2 separate regions of the Homo sapiens genome follow, and region 1 is linked to region 2. A link is a loop called in an ENCODE intact Hi-C map of the cell type or tissue named here. Cell type or tissue: endothelial cell of umbilical vein. All regions are shown on one strand. Region 1 overlaps METAP1D (methionyl aminopeptidase type 1D, mitochondrial). Region 2 overlaps HAT1 (histone acetyltransferase 1).

Region 1 (4,000 bases), 90 kb after region 2:
TCAAATGCTTTAATGTAATTTAAAAATATATTAAAGCTGTGCTTTTGATCATAGATTATAAGCCCTCATATCTTCTGTTATTGGGCATTTTAATACAAAATAACTAATATTTTAAGTAGTATATGACAGTAGTATTTATGAATAGTCTGGAGGTTTTTTTAAGAATTAAAGAAGGATTTTGTTACTATATCAGTTTTTTTTTAAAAAACTCATGATGTTTTTATATAGACTTTCTCTAAAATTCAGTTCCATGTGTGATTCCTATGAAATTGCTCTTTCTGGTTCTGATTTGTGTGCTTTAATATAAAATCATTCTATTTTCCTCTTCTTTAACCAAAGTGTGTGAGGTAACAGGAATGTTTCTTTTGAGAGACTTTGGAAGGTTGAAATTTGCCAGATGTTCTGTGCTAACCTAGAAGTGTGCATTCCCTGGGTAGCAGGACTGTGTGAAATTCTTTCCTATAACTTTGACAGAGCATTTGGTTTTGGTTCATTTTAGTGTTGTGCTTCTACTCTGATGAGAGCTTGTCTTTTATTCTGTGTTTAAATGATATTAAGGCATCCAGAAAATCTGACAAAGAAAATGATATTTTGATGACATTTTTCACAGGGCTCAACTAGAATGAATTATTACATTTTAACCACGGCCCTAATAAACAGCTTCTTTATTTCCTCTGTAAGGATACAATATTTCTTTGTCCAAGAAGTTGCCTGAGTATATGTATTGTTGAAGTGCTAAAAAGCTGCTTTTCTCTAAACTTTAGCTGAGAGACAATGGGATTTGCCAAGTATATACCATTTCATTGTGACTCAATACTTTATAAAGATGAATTTAAATTTTGAAGTAAACTTTTTTTGTCTCAAATGGAGAAATTCCATGCAATAGCCCTATTGTACAAATTAAACATTTCTATGTAACTTCTACTTATCCACCAAATGATCAGCTTTTAGTTTTATACTTGAGTTCTGACTATAATCTTTGGCACCCTTCCCCCAGCTATAATTCGGCTAGCCTAAAGGAATTTTTTTTCCTAGACTCACAAGCAGGAGCCTATATTATTAAGTAGGAATGTTTATAGATCTGTGTTTCTAGAGTAGGTTGAGGTGTTTTAGTTTCCCAAAAAGAGGGGAATGCTTCTTGTTTTAAATACAGATGCCTGTGTGCTGGTGGTGTACATTAGTGAATAATCACATATTAACAGATTTAGCTTTTGTAAAGAAGCAAAATGAAGTGTTTTCGTAAAACATTTCTGAACTTGTCATTGATGTTATACTCTATCAGTTGCTATTGATAATTTTATTTAAAGGAGGAGGTATATAGTATAGCGCCAACTTCCTGATTAGGCCTTGGGGAAGGTCACGTTTTGCAGTGACCTGGGCACCACTCTTAAATGTTGTTATTATTGGAAGAGGGTACCCTCAGGCTGCTGCCCTTCCTCTCCCCAGAAGCGCTCTGTGACTGACTTTCCAGTTCATCTTTTCTAGAACCAAGACTCCCAGGCTGTAGATGAATTCTGACATCTACAGACCAGTATCCATCTCAACTTCATTTGAGGTGAATTTTATTAGTAGTAGTGACCCAGTCCTACCTTAATATGAGAATGATGCATCCTCATAAAAATTGCAAACTTAGAGCAGTAAACAACTAGGATAAACTTTTATGTTTCAGCATAAAAGTGAGTTATGACTTTTTTGTCATTTAAAATATTGCACACATTTCCTTTTTATTTCTGTGGGATCTTTGTTACTGTTTTAGTGGTCTTAAGTAAAAATAACTTCAAGGACAACACGGTTGGATGTGAAGTAGAATATTTATTTCAGACAAGTATTATGCCCACATATTTTAGATTCAACTATGTGCTTTATTTTCAGCATTAAAGAAAATGAGCTGTTTTCCAACACCTGCATACCAACTGGGCCTGCATCCTCTTTAGAAATGTTGTTTAATAAACACTGTGGCTTTATCATCCAGAGGCTGTTGCCAAATGCTGTTAATTAGGCCAAAAAAATGTTTTTTAAAGGTTGGTGAAACAGATCCACTTTTCTCTCTGTAATGGCATCTTAGCTTGAAATCCAGGAAGCAGTGGTGTATGGTGTCCATATCCACGATTTCCTGCATTGGAGAAAAAGTGTGGAAAGCATCTGGGGAAAAGGAGGCTCTTTACCAGCTTGTTTCCTGTAAGTTCAATTGGAAGACCTTGTCTGTGCAAATAGATTTCAAAATAGAGCCTGCCCTTTGACTGTCTCCATAATTACATGGCTCGCTCTGTATTTTATTTGGCAGCCAGAGCAGTTAACCCCTGGAAGGAAGGGGCTGATGGTATGGCCAGCTTGGCTTCCCAGGCATGTCCATGGGAATGAATAAACCACTGTTTGGAGAAGCCCATAGCTAAAAACACACTAGAATAGTCTGTAACTGAACTGAAACTCTTTTAAAACAAGTTCACTAATGTTTATTATGATCGGTTAAAAAACTTAACTTTGTCCTTATTGTGTAGATTATAGAGCTGTATTAATTGTTTTAAAAATTGGGAATTGGGGGAGTTCCTTGTTGCTTTGATGTAATCAACATCTGTCAACAGATGAATTTGCTTTTGTTTAGTTTCAAGGGCTCTTGTCCTTTAGCTTTGCCCAATCAGTATCTGCTTCAGCCTGGGGCATTCCCTAGTAGTGCATGTGGTTTTTTTTCCCTCAGCAAATGCATAGGTTATTTCTCATGAAATGTGAGCTTCTCTTCTGCTTTATAGTTGCCTTGAGATGGGAAGGAACCTTCAATCTTTCTCATTTATTTTGAAACGTACACCTTAGTACTAGATTATAAAAATCAATAAAAGAGTTATATCAAGTGATGCAGACTATTTAATTTTTCTTTAGCAACATTTGTACAAGTTATGAAACATGTCAAGCAATCAGTGTTTTAGGTCAAGAAATATAAGGCATGGATGCATTTGCAGTGTTCTCATGGACTTGAAGCACACAGCGCTGTAAGAGCCTGTGCTCCTACTCTGAGTAATTGGTTGGAGTTCATGAAGTGTGATCTTTCTGTGGGTCTAAATCAGCACCCCGAAAATATATTCCTATGCTATAGTCCCTTCTGAGCTTACTGTAGGAGGCAACATTTTTAAACAGTTAAAAATGTATCAGATTGCTGTCACAAAGTAAGTTGGGTTTTTTTTCTTGTTAAAGTTAATATATTATTAAGCAAATCATTTGGTTTAAAATTAAAATCATCAATGAATGTAAGAACCATATTTGAAAATGAATTAGCAAAACATTGTTGTTTTTCTCTCTTGGTAATCATAAATCATTTAAATCTGGCAGGCATTCCTCTCTTCATCCAAAATAATTGCCTCCATTTGTAAAATCAATTAGATGTTAACATGCTATAAATAATAGTTTTGTTACTAGACTTTGGCATTTACTGATCATTATGAAAAAATATATTCAGTAAGACATTTTACAGGGTGTCTTTTAAATCACATATTATCTCTGGTTGACATTGTTAGCTAATGTAAAGTAGTGCCAAGCTACATTATTGTGTTGTTTTCTACCCAGATATTTGATACCTCTGCAGTGTAACGTAACTGAGGATTGATGGCACACTGCAGGGTGAAAGTGCTTCCCTGGAAACATACAATGAAAAATATATGTGTTGGTAGTCCAAACTTGAGTACAAATGTACTTTGTTCAGTTTTACAACTGCTTAAAATAATAAGCATTTTAAATGTCTCTTTGAAAGTTCATTCAGACCTCTCCCTTAAAAATACTTATTGACCAAAAGAAAACTCACATTTTCAGGGATAAAATCAGCTTAATTAAGGGTCATTAGTAAAGGTGCACATGAAAACCCAGGGCTCAGTGGGTGAAATGGAAGCATTTCATTATGTGGTATAGGATGCATGAGCAGATAACAATTAAAATGGACCCTGAGTAAGAGGCCAATAAATATAGGGCATGTTGTGTGCAGCAACATTCGTTATTTAAAATGCATTCCTCCTGG
Region 2 (4,000 bases):
ATGCTCTAGTTGCACCTAAAATTCTTCAGTCACAATTAAGATGCCTATAAAATCTCTACTAGCCACCATCTTTAAAGGAAACATAATTCTGAATTTTACAATACAATAAACTTGATTATTCAGACACTGATGATTTTTTCATCTGGTTGTCCTTGACCTTTGCTTTTATTAACACCTCCTGCTCTGTGCTTGTAATGCCAGCTACTCTGTAGGCTGACTCAGGAGGATCATTTGAGGCCAGGAATTTGAGACCAGCCTTGGTAACATAATAAGACCCTGCCTATTAAAAAAAAAAAATGCTGAACGTGGTGGCTCAAACCTGTAATCCCAGCGCTTTGGGAGGCCGAGGTGGACAGGTCACTTGAGGTCAGGAGTTTGAGACTAGCCTGGCCAACATGGTGAAACCTCATCTCTACCAAAAGTGCAAAAATTAGCCAGGTGTTGTGGTGCGTGCTTGTGGTCCTAGCTACTCAGGAGGGTGAGGCAGGAGAATCACTTGAACTCGGGAAGTGGAGGTTGCAGGAAGCCGAGTTCGCGCCACTGTACTCCAGCTTGGGTGACAGAGCAAGACTCTGTCTCAAAAAACGAAAACAAAAGCTAGGCATGATGGCATGCTCCTGTAGTCCCAGCTACTTGGAAGGCTGAGACAGAAGGATCTCTTGAGCCCAGGAGGTCAAGGCTGCAGTAAGCTATGGTTACACTACTACATTCCAGCCTAGGTGACAGAGCAAGACTCTTGTCTTAAAAACAAAAACCTCCTGCCTTTTCTTGGGGGTAATTTCATTGCCTTTTAGTGAAGTAGTGGGTAACTAAGATTGTTGTCTTGCTAATTGCTAGCATTTCTGGGAAAAGTTTGGTACAGGAAGTTGAAATAGATGGATAAAGTTTGTATTAACTGTGAATTTCAGTTATTTTATCCTAGTGTCCCACTAATTGGATTGAATTTGAGAGGATATGAGAGCAGATTTTAAAAATTTTATGGAGTGTTTAGCCTCTTTCTAGGAAAATCCTACATACTTCCAGAAATTTCGAAAAAATCTTTGGTAGACTAGTAAAATTTCAAATTGTGATGGTGTTCTTGATAAGTAATACTTTTTATGAAATATCATAAAGAGCTTTAAAAGTATATATTGACAAGTTTATCTTGTTTAGTTCAAGTAGCAAAATACTAATGCAGTGTAAATAAACATAATATGACCTTTGTTTTTCCATTAGTGAAAAAGTTCACACTTTTAATTTCTCAACAATACATTCTGTAGTTAAAGCTTAAATATTATCAGAGAACATGAGATTGAGAACATTAAGTAGATACAGAATTTCTTTTGCTTGTTTTTTTTTTTTTTAGCATATTTTAGGTAGTCTTAGAATTATAGTTAAGTCTATGTACCACTTTAGCCAAGTAAAGAACAACATGTTACCACCTACTTAACGTGCCTTTAATTTCAATCTCAAAAATAACTAGACAAATTTAGACAAATGGTGCTGCTTAAGATAAGATGTTAGAGAGGTTATTGGGTTTTCAAATGTGTATAAATACAAATATAAACATTAAAAAAATAGATTACTAATTATCAGGCATATCGCTTTATTCAATAATGAGGAAATGCAAAAATTGCTCCATATGAACATGTTCATGTGTAATAAAGTACAGAACACTGGAACTTGAAATGACCATAGTTAAATAGTATACAATCTAAAAATATTTCATAATGACCCACCTACCAGAATATCTAACTAGAATACTTTTGCACTTTCCTTTTTAAAAATAAATTACCAAGCGTTAGGAAACCATTTGTAAGAGATGTCTTTGTTAATTAAATATATCAGGTTGTATTCTGGTTTCTTTTTTTGAGACGGAGTCTCACCCTGTCACCCAGGCTGGAGTGCAGTGGCGCAGTCTTGGCTCACTGCAACCTCCGCCTCCCAAGTTCAAGTGATTCTCCTGCCTCAGCCTCCCAAGTAGCTGGGATTACAGGTGCACACCACCACGCCCAGCTACTTTTGTATTTTTATTAGAGACAGGGTTTCACCATGTTGGCCAGGCTGGTCTCAAACTCCTGACTTCAGGTGATGTGCGTATTTTGGCCTCCCAAAGTGCTGGGATTATAGGTGTGAGCCACCATGCCCAGCCTGGTGTCTTTTTAAAAATTTTTTTGAAATTCTAGTTCCCTGGTGTGTCTAGTCAGCTGAATTTCTTACCCTTTCTATATTTCTGTATAATTTTAGTTGAAGTTTAGAATAATGCTCTGGAATACAGGGAATTTTTCAGTGATCTTCAGAAATAGATTCTAAACTTTTAGCCACAAACATTGGAATTAAAAAGTTTCTGTTCATTTTTAACTCTATTCAATTAACAATGATTAAATGAGGTCTTGCTCTTGTGCTGATTTTATTATCTGATCAGTAATCCAATCTGAAAGACGAATATTTTAAATTAAACTAAATTATATATTTGAGAAAAGAGTACAGATCTCTAAGACATGGTAGTCAGGATTTTTTTTTTTCTTAAAGCAGAATCCATTTAATAGAGAAATGCAGACATTTTCCCTTTAGTGAAGCGAAGTTGTAAATTCTAGGTTGAAGAACTATTTGGTTTTAAGTTGTATATTTTATGTAAGTATATCAGATACATATTTATATACATAACTATTTATAAATATATATTTATATAATTATATAAAGATTCCTTGCTTTAAAATTGCCCTTTGCCCCGTAAAAATTCTTAATGTGTAAACTTACACAAAGCAAACTATTTTATTTGAAGATATTTATTACAGGAAATAGACATCCTTTGAAGGCTGAAAGCCCTTTTTCAACTTTGTTGGGCTCAAACCTTCTGGTTGCTCTGCCCGCCACCAAAAGTGCTACTTGAAACTTAGAGTTTCTGAGAAGTCTTTGAAGTAGATTTGATACAAGATATGTAAAGTGATTTGCAATGCCTTCTTGAGAAGACAGGACATAAGGAAAGTTTTTAAAAGTTAAAATTATACATGCTATGAAAGTCTTAAAGTGATTTTTAAACTGATAGATTATAAATCCCTTTTTAAAAGTAGTTTTTCTTGGCTTTTTAAAAACCTTAACTAACATACTATACTGTTTTACTCATCACTACTTTGGATTTTAATTGCTACACAACACATCTATTACAGCTATCCCTCATTATGACAGTTTCCTTGATAGCTGTTGAAATTGTACTGATACTATAAAATATGCTTACGATGGCCTCTTCATGTTAGCAATTTCAAGGAAAAATATTTATCAAATAGTACTTTAAAAATAAGCAAAAACTGTCCTATGAAATGCAGTTTATTTGATCTAGAGTGTGAATGAGTTGCAAGGACTGATGTACATATTAGAAATAAACTGTTGGGCAAAATGCTGAAGAGCTATATTTTCAATAATAGGTCTTTTTTATACCTATAAACAAATTATATATAAATGTTGGTGGTACCAGAGCATTGAAAATAAAACTTGTTTGTGATAAACGTCATCACTGGTTCTCTATCCTGAAATGTAACTGAATCATAATAAAGTGCTATTCATCTGCAGGTGCATTGCTTCTACTTAGTTAAAAGATGGTTGAAAGGATAGGAATTAGTAGCATGTTGTATTAGCCTTTTGTAGTGTATTTTGTCCTAAGCATCTTAATTTCCCTGTTTTGAATGCTAAGTAGCAAGGGTCTTGGTTTAGAACTAATACCCATCATGCATGTAAACGGTATGAAAGAGCTGCTTAGTAAGTTAACACAAAGTGTTCTTGTGTCAGTCCTTGTGGAAATAGATACAATACAAACATTACAGCTGAACTCACGGCAAACTCCATTAAGTAAAAACCTGGCCTCATTGTTCAGGAAAAAGTTTGAATAGAATACAAGCTCATTTTGTTGAATGTAATGTCAGGCTTTTAGGGACTGTATTGAGGGATAAGGTTTTGTTAAGTTGAGACCAATTCATTAAGTTTTATTGCCTGGTGAGAAGCAGCAATACTTTATTGTAAGACT

The links. Hi-C counts contacts between places; a loop is a spot of excess contacts. Peaks named below come from ENCODE experiments on the same cell type or tissue, not always from the same donor. Only the 100,000 strongest peaks of a DNase experiment are listed, where the experiment ranks them.
Region 1: a loop joins it to region 2, with 2.3 times the contacts of the local background. A loop is called at or near these places in 1 of 110 quality-filtered maps.

What each region holds. Positions count from the first base shown.
Region 1 is chr2:172,050,242-172,054,241 of GRCh38, forward strand. All of the region lies in intron 1 of METAP1D (methionyl aminopeptidase type 1D, mitochondrial), which reads left to right. Among named protein-coding and RNA genes, the nearest start is that of DLX1, 33 kb to the right of the region's middle. In endothelial cell of umbilical vein, no CTCF peak of the experiment used is centred here; a DNase peak (open chromatin) is centred at 2,230.
Region 2 is chr2:171,960,563-171,964,562 of GRCh38, forward strand. The region is part of intron 4 of HAT1 (histone acetyltransferase 1); the gene reads left to right. Among named protein-coding and RNA genes, the nearest start is that of METAP1D, 37 kb to the right of the region's middle. RefSeq lists an enhancer at 3,281-4,000. In endothelial cell of umbilical vein, no CTCF peak of the experiment used is centred here; no DNase peak of the experiment used is centred here.